Linked DNA regions of Homo sapiens: region 2 is linked to region 1. The links are chromatin loops, found by intact Hi-C in ENCODE. Cell type or tissue: heart left ventricle. All regions are shown on one strand.

What was found. A loop is a pair of places that touch in the nucleus more often than their neighbours do. Peaks named below come from ENCODE experiments on the same cell type or tissue, not always from the same donor. Only the 100,000 strongest peaks of a DNase experiment are listed, where the experiment ranks them.
Region 2: a loop joins it to region 1, with 4 times the contacts of the local background. A loop is called at or near these places in 18 of 110 quality-filtered maps.

The regions. Positions count from the first base shown.
Region 1 is chr14:96,008,904-96,016,903 of GRCh38, forward strand. No RefSeq gene overlaps it. Among named protein-coding and RNA genes, the nearest start is that of C14orf132, 26 kb to the right of the region's middle. In heart left ventricle, no CTCF peak of the experiment used is centred here; no DNase peak of the experiment used is centred here; H3K27me3 peaks cover 457 bases.
Region 2 is chr14:96,258,704-96,266,703 of GRCh38, forward strand. It overlaps BDKRB1 (bradykinin receptor B1), which reads left to right. Exons shown (of 3, transcript NM_000710.4): 2 at 3,949-4,067; 3 at 4,970-6,060. The coding sequence starts at 4,980. The coding sequence ends at 6,041. BDKRB1-AS1 (BDKRB1 antisense RNA 1) reads right to left here. Exons shown (of 2, transcript XR_007064322.1): 2 at 528-1,189. Among named protein-coding and RNA genes, the nearest start is that of BDKRB1-AS1, 5.9 kb to the right of the region's middle. In heart left ventricle, no CTCF peak of the experiment used is centred here; a DNase peak (open chromatin) is centred at 3,392.

The DNA of each region.
Region 1 (8,000 bases):
ACAAAAAATACAAAAATTAGCTGGGTGTAATTGTGTTCACCTGTAGTACCAGCTACTCAGGAGGCTGAGGTGGAAGGATCACCTGAGCCTGGGAAGTCGAGGCTGCAGTGAGCCATGATCATACCACTGCTCTCCAGCCTGGGTGAGAGAATGAGATCCTGTCTCAAAAAATAAAAATAAAAATAAATTTAAAAATCCTGGCAGGACTTTTTTGTAGAAATTGGCAAAGTAATTCTAAAATTTTTATGGAAATTTTAAAAAATAACTAGAATGGCAAAACAAATTGTAAGAAAAGTAGCAAAATTGGAAGACTCACACTACCAGATTTTCAGGCTTACTATAAAGCTGGCAGTCAAGAGAATCTGCTATTAGAAAAGGATTAACATCTAGATTAGTGGAACAGACTAGAATAGACCAATACACATGTGGTCATTTGGTTTTTGACAAAGTCCCAAAGGCAACTTAATGGAGAAATGATAGTTTTTCTCAACAAATTGTTCTTGGACAATTGAATATCCCTAGGCAAATAAATGGATATGCCTCAAGGCATGCATTACCCACTATAGAAATATTAACTCAAAATAGATCTCAGGCCTAAATGTAAAGCCTAAAACCACAATACTTTTGGGAAAAAAAAATAGGAGAAAATCTTTATAGCCTTAATTAGGTAAAGCTTTCTTAAATACAACACCAAAAACATGACCCATAAAAGAAAATATGATAAATAGGGCCTAATCAAAATTAAGAACTTCTGCCCTTTGAAAGACACTTTAAAAAATGGAAAGACCAGCCACAGACTGGGAGGAAATGTTTGACATTACATGTCAGGTAAAAGACTTGTTTCTAATGTATAAAGAACTTTTAAAACTCAATAAACAAACAACTTTTAAAATAGACAAGATATTTAAATGGGAACTTTTATCAAAGAAGATATACAGATAACAAATAAGTATATGAAAAGATGCTCAATGTCCTTAGTCATGAGGAAAATAGAATTTTGGACCAAAATGAGATAAAGCTACATACCAATTAACATAACTTTATAAAAAGCAAACCTGATGACAGGAAGCTTAGGTAAGGATGAGGTGCAACTGGAACTCTCATACCTTGCTGTTGGGAATGCAAATGGTACAGACACTTATACTTTGGCATTTTCTCACTGTATGAGGCCATTCTTGCATTGCTATAAAGAAATACCTGAGACTGGGTAATTTATAAAGATAAGAGGTTTAATTGGTTCACGGTTCTGCAGGCTTTACAGAAAGCATAGTGCTGGCATCTGCTCAGCTTCTAGGGAGGCTTCCGGAAACTTACAATCATGGCAGAAGGCAAAGGGTAATCAGGCATGTCACATGGTGAAAGAAACAGCAAGAAAGAGAGAATGGAGAGGGGGAGGTGCCACACACTTTTAAACGACCAGATCTCATGTGAACTCAGAGCAAGAGCTCACTTATCATCAAAGGGATGGCTGAAGCCATTCATGAAGGATCTGCCCCCATTATCCAAATATTTCCCACAAGGCCCCACCTCCAACATTGGGGATTACATTTCAATATGAGATTTCAGTGAGGATGGATACTCAAACTATCATTCTATCCCTGGCCCATAAAATCTCATGTCCTTCTCACATTGAACAACACAATTATACCTTCCCAATAATCCCCCAAAGTCCTAACTCATTCTGGCGTAAACTCAAAAGTCCAAAGTCTCATCTGAGACAAGGCAAGTCCCTTCCACCTATGAGCCTGTAAAATCAAAACAAGTTATTTCCTCCCAAGATATAATGGGGGTATAGGCATTTGGTAAACATTCTCATTCCAAAAGGGAGAAATCAGCCAAAGAAAGGGGCTACAGGCCCCACGCAAGTTCAAAACCCAACAGGGCAGTCATTAAATCTTAAAGCTCCAGAATAATCTCCTTTGACTCCATATCCTGCATCCAGGCACACTGGAGCAAGGAGTGGGCTCTTAGGAAGCTCTGTACCTGCTGCTTTTCCATGCTGAGATTGCAAGTTACTGGTGGTTCTACCATTTCCACTTCTGGAGAGCTGCGGCACCCTTCCCACAGCTCCACTGGGTGGTACCCCATTGGGGACTCTGTGTGGGGACTCCAACCCCACATTTCCCCTTGGCAATGCCCTAGCAGAGGTCTCTCTGGGGGCTCCACCCCTGCAGCAGACTTCTGCCTGGGTATGCAGGCTTTCTCATACAGCCTCTGAAATCTAGGCAGAAGCTGCCAAGTATTCTTCACTCTTGCACTCTGCACACCTGAAGGCTAAACACGACATAGAGGATGCCAAGGCAGCAGGCTGAGCTGTATCTGGGTCCCTTTGAGCCAAGGCTGGAGCTGGAGCAGTCCAGATGTGGGGAGGAGTGTCACAAGACTGCACAGGGCATAGAGGCCCTGGGCCTGGCCCTTAAAACCATTTAGTCCTTCTAGGCCTCAAGGCCTGTGATGGGAGGGGCTGCCTCTTAGATCTCTAAAATGTCTTTGAGGCCTTTTCCTCATTGTCTTGGATATTAGCACTTGGCTCCCTTTCAATTATGCAAATATCTCTAACACATGATTGATCCACAGTCTGTTTGAATTCCTCTACTGAAAAAGCTTTTTCTTTCTTTGCCACATGGCTAGGCTGAAAATTTTCCAAACTTTTATCCTCTGCTTCCTGTTTCCAACTGTTCCAAAATTCCAACTTTTAAGTCATTTCTTTCTTTGCACATCTGAACATAGGCTGTTAGAAGCAGCCAGGCTATATCTTGAGCACTGCTGTTTAGAAATCTCCTCCACCAGCTCCTCTAGGTTGTCACTCTTTAGTTCTAACTTTCAACAGATCCCTAAGGCATGAACAAAATGCAGCCAAGCTCTTTGCATAACACACATGACCTTTGCTCCAGTTCCCAATAAGTTCCTCATTTCCACCTCAGCTGCTGGACTTCACTGTCCATATCACTGTCAGCATTTTGGTCACAATCACTGAACCAGCTTCTGAGAAATTCCAAATGTTTCCTCATCTTCCTTTCTTTTCCTGAGCCCTCCAAACACTTCCAACCTCTGCCTGTTAACCAGTTCCAAAGCTGCTTCCACATTTTCAGATATTTTTATATCAATGCCCCACTCCTTGGCACCAATTTCCCGTGTTAGGCCATTCTTGCATTGCTATAAAGAAATACCTGAGCCTAGATAATTTATAAAGAAAAGAGATTTACTTGGCTCATGGTTCTACATATTTTACAAGAAGAATGGTGCTGGCATCTCCTCAGCTTCCAGGGAGGCCTCAGGAAGCTTACAATCATGACAGAAGGCAAACGGGAAGGAGGCATATCACACGGTGAAAACCAGAGCAAAGGAGAGAGAAAGAGTGGGCAGCAGGAGGTGCCACATACTTTAAAATGACCAGATCTCGTGTAAACTCAGAGTGAGAGCTCACTTATCACCAAGATGTTGGCCCAAGCCATTCATGAGGGACCTGCCCCCATGATTCAAACACCTACCACCAGGCCCCACCTCCAACATTAAAGATCACAATTCAGCATGAGATTTGAGCTGGGACAAATATGCAAACTATATCACTCACAAAGTTAAATACATACTTAACATATGGCATAACAATCCCACTCCAAGGTATTAATCCAAGTGAAATTAAAACTATATTCACATAAAAGCTGTGTATGAATGATACCACCACAAGGAATGGTGCAGTAAGGACTTTATGTGATAAATTTCCACCCCATTTTTAATAACAAAGCAAATAGACAAAAGACAAAGAAATACAAGACTTGAACAATACTGTAAAGCAGCTATGTCTGTCACTGAGGAAGACAAGCATCTATAGAACATTCCACTCAGCACTAAAAAAATGAAGTCTTCTTAAATGTATGTGGAACATTCTCCAGGATAAACCACAAGTTAGGCCATAAAATAATTCTCAATAAATTAAAAAGGGCTGGCTGAAATCATACTAAGTATTTCTGAGGGAAGAGAGAGACCCTCTCATATTGTTTTATATTGTTTTATACTCAGTACCTGTTTTAAGAAAAAACAAGGAAGTGAAACCAAAGACAGGCAGCCTGGTGCCAGGCCCAAAACCAGGCCTGGGCTTGCCTGGCCTAAACCTAGTAGTTAAAAATCAACTCATGACTTAGCAACCAATGTTATCCATAGATTCCAGACATTGTATAGAAGAACACTGTGAAACTCCCTGCCCTGTTCTATTTCTCTCTGACCACCAGTGCATGCAGCCCCTGCCACGTACCCCTTGCTTGCTCAAATCAATCATGACCCTTTCATGTGAAATCTTTAGTGTTGTGAGCCCTTAAAAGGGACAGAAATTGTGCACACGGGGAGCTCAGATTTTAAGGCAGTAGCTTGCCGATGCTCCCAGCTGAATAAAGCCCTTCCTTCTACAACTCGGTGTCTGAGAGGTTTTGTCTGCAGCTCGTCCTGCTACGTTTCCTCTGACCATGATGGAATAAAATTAAAAATCAACAACAGAAAGAAATTTGGCAAATTCACAAATATGTGGAAATTAAACAAAACACTCCTAAGTAATTAATAGATCAAAGAAGAAATTATAGGAGAAATTAGAAAATATTTTGAGATGAATGACAATGAAAACACATCATACCAAAATTTATGAAATGCAGATAAAACAGTGGAAAGAGGAAACTTTATAGCTGTAAATGCGTATATTAAAAAAGGAGATCCCCAAATCAATAAACTAGCCTCCACCCTAAGTCATAGCAATCCCAAAGCCAGACCCAAAGCCAGCAGAAAGAAATAATAAATATTGGAGTAGAAGTTAATGAAATCGAGAATTTTTAAAACAGAGAGAGTCAGTGAAACCAGAAGTTTGTTCTTTGAAAAGATTAACAATATTGACAAAATCTTTGGCTAAACTGATGGAAAAAAAAGAGAAGACTCAAATTACTAAATAAAATCAGAAATGAAAAGAGGAGACATTATTGCTGACTTCTGAAAAATAAAAAGGATTTTAAAGGAATACTGTGAACAATTGTATGCCAACAAATTAGATAATCTAGATGAAATGGAAATAGATTTAAGTCCCTAGATCTGGCAATGTGTCCCTAGATTAGGCAATGTTCTCTTAGATATAATCTCCAAAGCACAAGCAACAAAAGAAACAATACGTAAATTGGGCTACATCCAAATTAAGAACACTTGTGCTACAAATGATACCATCAAGAAAGTGAAAATACAGCTCACAAAATCTACAAAAGGGGAGAATATATTTGCAAATCATAAATATGATAAGGGACTTGTGTCTAGAATGCATAAAGAACTCTTAGTATTCAACAATAAAATGACAAATTCCGCAATTTAAAAATTGGCAAAAATTTGAATACACATTTCTCCAATTAAGATATGCAAATGGCCAATGAGCACATAAAAATGCTTAACATAATTTAACCATTACTGAAATTCAAATAGTGAGACAACATTTCACATCCACTAGGATTGCTAGTGTGAAAGTTAATTATTCAAATTGGGTCATTCTTGTCATACCCAAATAAATCAGTCAAGGGGGCTACGGGGAAAAAGCCCTGGGAGCTCGTAGCACCTGCTCCAAGAATTAAATCTTCCACAGGCCCAGGTGCCTAAATGGCCTGCTGTAACTCCAAGAACAGCTTTACCTAGCAGCTGCTGAAACAACCTGCTGGGACCCTAACACTGGTTTTACTTACCACCATCACTCACTAATCAGAGCTAGCAAGAAGCTTGCTATCTCCCAAAAGCTTCTCTAGTGCAAATGAACTTCTTTCAAAACAATACAGAATATGTCTCTTTCTAATAAAATTTCCAACATTCTCTTTGGGACATGCTGAGGACCACTTGGTCTGTGTGTGTGCCCTGAATCGCAATTCTTGCTTTCCAAATAAAACATTTTAAATGTAAAGATTCATCTCTATTGTTCATTTTACTTAGACACTATAATCAACAAAACAGACAATAACAAGTATTGAATAACTCAGATGTGCAGAAATTGGAACCCTCATACATTGCTGGTGGAAATATAAATCGGTACAGCCACACTAGAAAAAAAAATGGGCAGTTCCAACAAGTTAAATATGGAATTATCCTGAGAGCTATCAATTCCACTCAAAGTGAATTGAAAACGTGTTCATACAAAATTGTACATGAGTGTTCACAGCAGAATTATTCATAATAGCTATAAGTAAACAACCTAAATATCCGTCAACTAATGAATGAATAAACAAAATGTGGTGTGCCTATACAATGTAATATTCCCGCTATAAAAAGAAACAAAGTAGTGATACATCTCCAACAGTGATGAAACTTGAGACAAGCTAAGTGACAAAAGCCAGACACAAGATGCCATATATTTTGTGAGTGCATTTATATACTGAAAGGGGAAAATCAATAGTGACAGAAAATAGATTAGTGGTTGCCATAGGCTGGCAGCAGAAGCAAATTGGGAGTAAGTGCTAATGGATATGGGGTTCTTACTGGTGTGAAAAAAGTGTTCTGGGATTAGACAATGATAATGGTTGCACAATTCTCTGAATACAGAAAAAATTACTGAACTGTACACTTTAAAATGATGTATTTAAAGGCACGTGAGTTATAGCTCAATTTTTTAAAACTATGTGTGAGTGCTTATAGTGGGTTCATTTTTTTATAAGCCAAGTAAGGAAGAGGAGGGGCAAGGGAAGAAAAGAGCAGGAGAACAACTTCAAGTTCCTTAAATGGGGAATGGATAAACAAACTTACACATTCATACAATGGAATACCCTTCAGCAATATAAAAAAGAATGAACTACTGAAACACAATGACATCGGTGTATATCAAACTCATTACACGAAGTGAAATAGCCAGACTCAAAAGACTACATACTGTATAATTTCATTCTATGACACTCTCGGAAAGACAAAATTATGGGGATAGATTACAGATCAGTGGTTGCTTGTAGCTGGGATGGTTGTAGTGGCTGACTACAAAGGAACATGGGGTACACTCTGGGGGTGGGTGATGGAACTCTTCTATTCATAGTTTTGGTGATGATTACACAACCGCCTACATTTGCCAAAACTCACAACATTGTACACTAAAAAGGATAAATTTTGCTTTCTGTGCATTATATCTTAATTTTAAGATGGGTTGTTTTTTCCTTAATGCCTTAGAATCCTTATATGTTAGTACAGGGAGTAATTTGAGTACTGCATAGTTTCACACTATAAATATATTCTAATCTGTTTATCTAGTCCTTAATTGATGGTCACTGAGGTTGATTCTTTTGTTCATTTTCTTTCCTTTTCTTGCTGTTATAGCATTGCTTCAGTAAATATTCCTGTACTTGCTTTCCTATGCCATGTGTTTTTATTTCACTAAGACACACGTAAAATGAAATTCCTAGGTCGAGTTTTGCAGAATACGGACAACTCCTGGAGATTTTTCTGCCAAGTGGCAGCCTGGAGCCTTCCTGTACAGTGCAGTATGGGGCTGAATGCTGAGTACTAGTGCTCAGGTTTTCGTTTTGTAAGTTAGTTGCTTTTTGGTCTCAGAGACTTGTCTCCAGCATTATTTCTCTGTTTGGTGGATTGAACTGGCTGATATATACCCCTTCCGTGGCTCATTTATCTTGATTGCCAACAACCCTCCCTTTCAGGAGGTAGCCGATAGATGTGATTCTGAAGCTACGCAGGATTTCTTTGGCAGAAATATTAATATTTTTAAAGCAATGCTGGACAACCTTAGTTACCATAATCAATGGCCTGCTTTACTTTGCATGGATGATTGCTGCAGTGTGTGTGCATGTGTGTGTGTGAGTGTGTGTGTGTGTCTGTGTCTAATTGAAAATCCCCAGGAAAGAGAAGCAGTGGTTTCCCACAGTAATGTAAATACTGTATTTTAAAAATATATTGTTACCTATGGACTCTTGAAACTAGGAGGGATCCACTAGACTCAAAGGGAAGGAACCACAGATAAGATATTCACTGTGGAATTCTCAATGGCTAGCAGT
Region 2 (8,000 bases), 250 kb after region 1:
AGAGACAAAGTTTCACCATGTTGGCCAGGTTGGTCTTGAACTCCTGACCTCATGTGATCCACCTGCCTCAGCCTCCCAAAGTGCTGGGATTACAGGCATGAGCCACACCGTGCCCAGCCCACACGTATTTTTTTTTAACCAGATTAAACCTTTCAAATAAGTTGTACCTACTTATAAGTTTTGAATGTTTTGTCAGATTCAGATACTGCAAAAAAAAAAAAAATCATTGGCTTTCTCAATTTCATCTCATTTCATACAGAACATGAATTTATCCAATTAAAAAGATTCTTCCCACAAGCTGAAATGTTCCAGAGCTCATTTTAGAATTTCAAAATTAACTCTTGTACAGCATTTGATTTTGATCATTTTCTGATACATTTTATAATTTTTCTGCATACCAGCTTTGTTTTCAATATTTATAATTCACTAAAAGCTTTGAAAGTTGACGTTTTGCTGCTCTATTCATTGAATAACTTGACTAAATATTTCCAACTGATTTGGAACAAAATTCAACGAAAATTTATAGATCTGTTTTAATACACTGTTTAATAACATTTTAGGATGCTGAGACTCAATGTCCACTAAAATTGATTGATAATGGGAAAATAAAAGAGAAAACACATGTGAAAGTCCAGTTTTTTAAAAAAATTCATGAACAACTTTATCACAAGTTTGTAGTTCAGTAAATCTGTGCATATGTTTTAACATTTTGTAAATTTTGTCACGTACGTCTATAAATGTCAATTTATAGAATATTGACATTTATTTATATGCAATAACAAATTGTGTGTGCACCATGACCTGTTCCAATCACATTTCTGTTTCATTAGTGTCTTAATTTAGTAGGAATATTATTGTTACCATGACGCTGGACTCCACCACAATTTGTGTTTTATCCTCACAAAAATGCAATGACTTTATTTCCAATGTGGAAAATTTAAACAACTTAAATAGCATTCACAAAAAGTCAGTTGTTTCACTTTGCCAGAATGAATGTCCCAAAGCCCTGCTTGGCTTCCATGAGCTGAATGAAAGAATGAATTGTGATTGGAATTAACAGGTTTTTCTGTCTGAAGAGTCCGAGGATACTGGTGTTGAGCTGGCACCATTTTGCTTTCTGTGATGTTCTTCTTATGGAGCCAACACACAGTCAGCCATCACTTCCACTGTTGCACGTGCACAAGAAAAGCTGGAATTAAATGTGAGCTGAGTTAACTTAAAGAACAGTCATTTGATCTAAGGGAAAAGTCATGCCTCTCAGAATGATCTTATATCAGCATCTTTTGCAGCTACATGGATGAGAACCGTGTCTTAGGGTGCAATTTTTTTTTTTTTTTTTGAGACAGAGTCTCACTCTGTCACCCAGGCTGGAGTGTACTGGTGCGATCTCAGCTCACTGCAACCTCTGCCTCCTAGGTTCAAGCAATTCTCTGCCTCAGCCTCCCAAGTAGCTGGAATTACAGGCACCTGCCATCACACCCAGCTAGTTTTTGTATTTTTAGTACATACAGGGTTTCACCATCTTGGCCAGGCTGGTCTTGAACTCCTGACCTCATGATCCACCTGCCTCGGCCTCCCAAAGTGCTGGGATTACAGGCTTGAGCCACCACGCCCAGCCTGGTGCAATGTTCTTAAAATTACTAATTTCTAAAGTAGCAGCTCTGTGTCTTAGGTTTTCTTGCAATCAGTGAAATTGCTACAGACCCCATAGTGATGCAAATGTCAACAAACGTTCTATGCAAGCTATCTGCTCATCAACAACTTCCTTGAGCAACAGAAGTGCAGTACTTAAATTTCCATTAAATATTTGTTTTTTAGCTCATTACTCCAAAAGGGTTTATTTCAAATTCTTTAAGTATTGCCAAATGATAAAATACACATAGTTTTGGATTTATGCCCTGCAAAAAATGACCAAACTATTGTAACAAGAGCCTCCAGCCTCCTCCATATTATGCTCTGGGTGGGGACTGCTCAGCTTCCATGTGCCATGGACATTTCACAACCACCAAATCATAATTTCCCATGTCTCCTGTTGATCTGTCAACCGGCAGCTGTGCAACTTCTGCTCTTTTATCTACTCTCTCCCTTGGTGATTTCATCCAGCCTTGTGGCTTTAAATGCCATTCCTATAGTTACAACTCCCAGTTAGGTCTCATCATCCCAGATCTTGTCCCTGAATACCACACTTGTCTACCTAATTGCCTGCTGGATGTCCCCATGTGATGTCCAATTTATATCTCAACCTTAACAATTCCAAAGTTGAACTCCTGTTCTTCCCCACCCCCCACAAAAAAAACTGCTTCATCTTCATTCTGTCACCTTCATTTCAGCTGATGACAACTTCATACTTCCCAGTGTTCAGTCCAAAAACCTTGGCATTGTCCGATTTCTCCTTTCTCCCACCCAGATCCAACTGAAAATCACGGTGTTACTACCTCCAAAACACCTCTAGAGTTTGATCACTTGATCACTTCTCACCACCTGCCCTGCTACTCTCCCCAGCTGTCACCCGCCAGCATGTTTATTTAGTGTGTGTATTGTTTATCAACTTCTTCCTCCTGCTAGGCTTATACGCACACTGAGAGCAGGGATTTTTGCCTGCTGTATTCACTGCTTTGTCCTAAATACCTAGAACAGTGCCTGGCACATAGTACATTCTCAGTAAATACTTGTTCAGCAAATAAATAACTGGAGGAACCAGTGAATTATACCCCGGTGTGAATAACTCCATGTGAGTGACATGACAGAATGTCAGAGCTAGAAGGGCCTCTTGAGGACATCATGTCTTCCTTAGATGAGGAAAGTCAGGCTCAGAGACATGAACTGACTCTCCTGAGGTTACACAGCCAAATATGCTCTTCCAAGGTTAATTCTCTGCTACACAATAGCTTTTGTTGGTATCTGTGAGGCTTTGCGGGGTTGAAGGAATCTCAGGTGTCACCCATTAATAACAATCATGACAGTGACAACTAATGTTTGCCACGTGCTTACAATAAGTCAGGAACCCTGCCAAGCACCGGGCGTATATTAACCTATCCAAGCTGGGGAAGAATGTTTAGGCTCTGAAGATTGTCTGGAGCCGCATAAATCCCGCAGTGTAGGCAGCTGCTCATTCTGCAGATAGTATTCTGTGGATCCCTGAGTTGGCTGTGGCCGGTTTTGCCAGCAGGAGGCCACGAAGCCATGAGCACAGGATGGGATCTACCCCTTGTGGGATCGCAGAGGGCTGGGAGATGCAGTCCTCCCTATGGAAAGAGACAGAGCTTTCTATCCCTCTCCCGGTGAAACTCAGCATGGGAGCATGGGAGGCAGGTCAGCTGCGTGGCTATGAACATGAGCTATGGGGTGCATGCAGACCAAGGTTCATAGTGTACACTGTACCCACCAGCTGTAGCTCCTCCAGCAAGCGTGGGAGGCCAGTCAGCTGCATGGCTGTGAGCACGGCCTCTGGGGTCCATGCAGACCAAGGTTCCTGGCGTAGCACTGTAACCACCACCTAGGTCTTCTCCGACAAGCTGGTTAACTTCTCTGAGCCTGGCTTTGTCATTCATCGCGTGGGGACAGGTGCAGCAGAAGAGAGCAGACAGAAGCACAGGATCTCAATCAGGCTCTTGAATCAGACTGCCTGGGTTTGAATCCAGGCCCTACTGACCAGCTGTGTGACCTCAGACAGGCGACTCCGGGTCTCAGCACTCAATTTTCTAATTGGCCAACTGGAGATGACAATGGCCCCTACCTTGAATGGCTGCCAGGAAGATTAAATGAGAAAATACTTAAATGTGAAACACTTAGAATGGCGCCTGGAACACAGACCATTAATACCATCTAACAGATGTTAGTTGTTATCCTTATTTATTACTCATGCTTTCCTTTCTCTTTTTTCTTTTCTCTCTCTCTCTCTCCTTTTTTTTTTTTTTTTTTTTGTTGTTGTTGTTGTTGTTGAGACAGGGTCTCAGTCCGTCGGCCCAGACTGAAGTGCAGTGGCACAATCATAGCTCGCTGCAGCCTCGACCTTCCAGGCTTAAACGATTCTCCCACCTCAGCCTCTCGAGTTGCTGGGACCACAGGTATGCACCACCATGCCCAGCTAATTTTTGTATTTTTTGTAAAGACAGGATTTCACCATGTTGCCCAGGCTGGTCTTGAACTCCTGGGTTCATCTGATCCATCTGCCTTGGCCTCCCAAAGTACTGAGATTACAGGTGTGAACCACCACACCCGGCCAATACTCATGTTTTTCAAGCCTGTAAGAGGAACCTCCTAGCACTGTCCCCACCCCGGCCACCACACTGGTCCCAGCCCCAACAGGTCAGCTTCCTTTGCTGTTCCCGGGCTTCCCTCAGCTCTATCTCAAGCCATGACCTCTGCCTCCATGTCTGCAGCCCCATGAGGCTGGGGCTGCTCTGTCCTGCATATCTCCAGTGCCTGGCAAGGGGCTGGCAAGAGGTAGAGGCTCATTAAATGCCTGTTAAAACCCTAATAGTAATAATAATAATGGTACAGTTGTTACTAAGACTAATCACTACCTTCCAAAGTCTTTCCTCTATGCAAGGCACGGAGCTAAGCACCCTGTAGATCCTGACAACAGCCCTCCCGTGATCCCACAAGAGAGACACGATTCTCTCCAATGTTTAAAAAGGAAAGTAAAAGTCAATGGTTCTAAGTAGCTCACACTGAGTGATTGTACCGGGATTTGGACTCAGGCACCATCCCTTAAACCAGAGGTCAGCAAACTTTTCCCCCTCAGGAACAGATGGTAAATATCTTCAGCTTTGCAAGCCAGACAGTCTCTGTTACAAGCGCTCGACTCCCCCTTGTAGCATGAACACAGCTGTAGATAATACGTCCAGGAATGGGTGTGGCTCTGTGCCAATAAAACTTTATTGTCCAAAAACAGGTGACAGGTTGGTTTGGCTCATAGGCTGTAGTCTGCCACTTCCTGTTTTATTCTACCTTCTGTTCATTTCAGGTCACTGTGCATGGCATCATCCTGGCCCCCTCTAGAGCTCCAATCCTCCAACCAGAGCCAGCTCTTCCCTCAAAATGCTACGGCCTGTGACAATGCTCCAGAAGCCTGGGACCTGCTGCACAGAGTGCTGCCAACATTTATCATCTCCATCTGTTTCTTCGGCCTCCTAGGGAACCTTTTTGTCCTGTTGGTCTTCCTCCTGCCCCGGCGGCAACTGAACGTGGCAGAAATCTACCTGGCCAACCTGGCAGCCTCTGATCTGGTGTTTGTCTTGGGCTTGCCCTTCTGGGCAGAGAATATCTGGAACCAGTTTAACTGGCCTTTCGGAGCCCTCCTCTGCCGTGTCATCAACGGGGTCATCAAGGCCAATTTGTTCATCAGCATCTTCCTGGTGGTGGCCATCAGCCAGGACCGCTACCGCGTGCTGGTGCACCCTATGGCCAGCCGGAGGCAGCAGCGGCGGAGGCAGGCCCGGGTCACCTGCGTGCTCATCTGGGTTGTGGGGGGCCTCTTGAGCATCCCCACATTCCTGCTGCGATCCATCCAAGCCGTCCCAGATCTGAACATCACCGCCTGCATCCTGCTCCTCCCCCATGAGGCCTGGCACTTTGCAAGGATTGTGGAGTTAAATATTCTGGGTTTCCTCCTACCACTGGCTGCGATCGTCTTCTTCAACTACCACATCCTGGCCTCCCTGCGAACGCGGGAGGAGGTCAGCAGGACAAGGTGCGGGGGCCGCAAGGATAGCAAGACCACAGCGCTGATCCTCACGCTCGTGGTTGCCTTCCTGGTCTGCTGGGCCCCTTACCACTTCTTTGCCTTCCTGGAATTCTTATTCCAGGTGCAAGCAGTCCGAGGCTGCTTTTGGGAGGACTTCATTGACCTGGGCCTGCAATTGGCCAACTTCTTTGCCTTCACTAACAGCTCCCTGAATCCAGTAATTTATGTCTTTGTGGGCCGGCTCTTCAGGACCAAGGTCTGGGAACTTTATAAACAATGCACCCCTAAAAGTCTTGCTCCAATATCTTCATCCCATAGGAAAGAAATCTTCCAACTTTTCTGGCGGAATTAAAACAGCATTGAACCAAGAAGCTTGGCTTTCTTATCAATTCTTTGTGACATAATAAATGCTATTGTGATAGGCTAAATGATTACTCCCGTAGATTGGGGGGTACCTAATCCCTGGACTTGATGAATGTTACCAAATTAAGGGTCTTGAGATGGGGAGATGATCCTGAATTATCCAAGTGGGCCCTATATAATCACAAGGGTCCTTATAGGAGGGAGGCAGGAGGCTCAGAGTCAGGAGATGTGACTATGGAAGCAGAGGCCAGAGGAATTCAGGACGGCCACTACGAGCCAAGGATTGCAGGCACCCTCTAGAGGCTGTAAAGGGCAAGGAAATGGCTTCTCCCCTGGAGCCTCCAGAAGGAATGGGTCCTGCCAACTCCCTGTCTTCAGCCCAGGGAAACAGATTTAGGATTTCTGGCCTCCAGAACTGTTAGAGGATACATTTGTGTTTTGTTTTGCTTTGTTTGCTTTGCTTTGCTTTGCTTTTTTGAGATGGGGTCTCGCTCTGTCACCCAGGCTGGAGTGCACTGGCACAATCACGGCTCACTGCAGCCTCAACTTCCCAGACTCAAGGGATCCTCCCACCTCAGCCTCCTGTAGCTGAGACTACAGGTGTGCACCACCATGCCTGGCTAACTTTTCTATTTTTTGTAGAGATGGTGTCTTCCTGCATTGCCTAGGCTGGTCTCAAACTCAAGGGCTCAAGTGATCCTCCACTTTGGTCTCCCATAGTGCTAGGATTATAGGCGTGGCCACTGCGCCTGGCCCCATTTGTATTTTAAGCCACCGAGTTTCTGGTAATTTGTCATAGCAGCAGCAGGAAACAAATAACAAGTATCGGGTAATGGCCTCTCTTATTACACTTCCATTTGTCTATTCAAAGCTTTCTAGGCTAACTGCCAGGAATACAGGGATGGTATAGCTAGAAGTTCTATATTCAAGGAACTTACATACATCTAAATATTATAATATAAAAAATGAAATGAGAAATTGCATGAACACACCACGGATCCAGCATCTTGCGCCTTCAGCGAGAAAGGGGATGGGTTCCCTCTCAGGTTAGCAGAGAAGACGCTGTGAAGGGAGTCAGCCGTGAGCCTGGTTTCCACAAAGGGTGCAATCTGGATACGTGGAGACAGGGAGGAAGGGCTGGCAGAGGCGGGAAAGGGTGAGCTGCTCACAAAAGAATGCTTGTGCATGCTCTTATTGAACGTGTAATGCATTGGTGCGGGTCTTGCTATGAGAGACCCAACGGTGAGCCTAACGGTGTCTCTACCCTCCAGGGGCTCACAGCAACCAGGACAATAATTAAGGGATTGTCATAGAGCAGGATGCCCGCCACCATCAGGGTGAGGGGTGCCGTGAGAACCAGAGCAGGGCTCCAGTCTGGGTGGCTGGGAGGGATGGTTAGAGAGGGGTTCCTGGAGGAAGAGACACATAAACTGAATCCCAAAAAATGAGAAGCTGGCCAAGCAAAATGGGGGAAAGGAGTGTTCCAGACAGAAGGAACAAAGTAGGCCCAGAGGCAGGTGGGGTTACAGGTTAGGAGGGAGAGGTTGAAGGATGGCAGAGGAGGAGGCGGGTCATGGAGAGAATTGGGGCTGGAGGAGAATGGACAGGCTGGGTCCACCATGGTCAGCTGGCAAAGACAGTTCACCCAGGAAGGATGGTGGGCTCCAGGCAGCTTTGAGGGCCCCATTGAAGCTGGAAAGCGTGGCTGTGTTGTGTGAATTTACTCTGATAATGCTCGACAGACCCAGGAAAGGATTGCTCTGGAGTAGGGTTTAGCCAGATAGACGGCCATACGTCATGGGAGTTGGGGATCCTGGTCAGACTCGGGGGAATGATGGAGAGGGAAGAAACGAGCACAGGGAGAGAAGGAAGTGAAGTGAGATCAGTGTGTTAAAGGATGGATATAGTGAGAGAACCTGGGTGACAGCAAGAAACAGAAGAAGAGCCA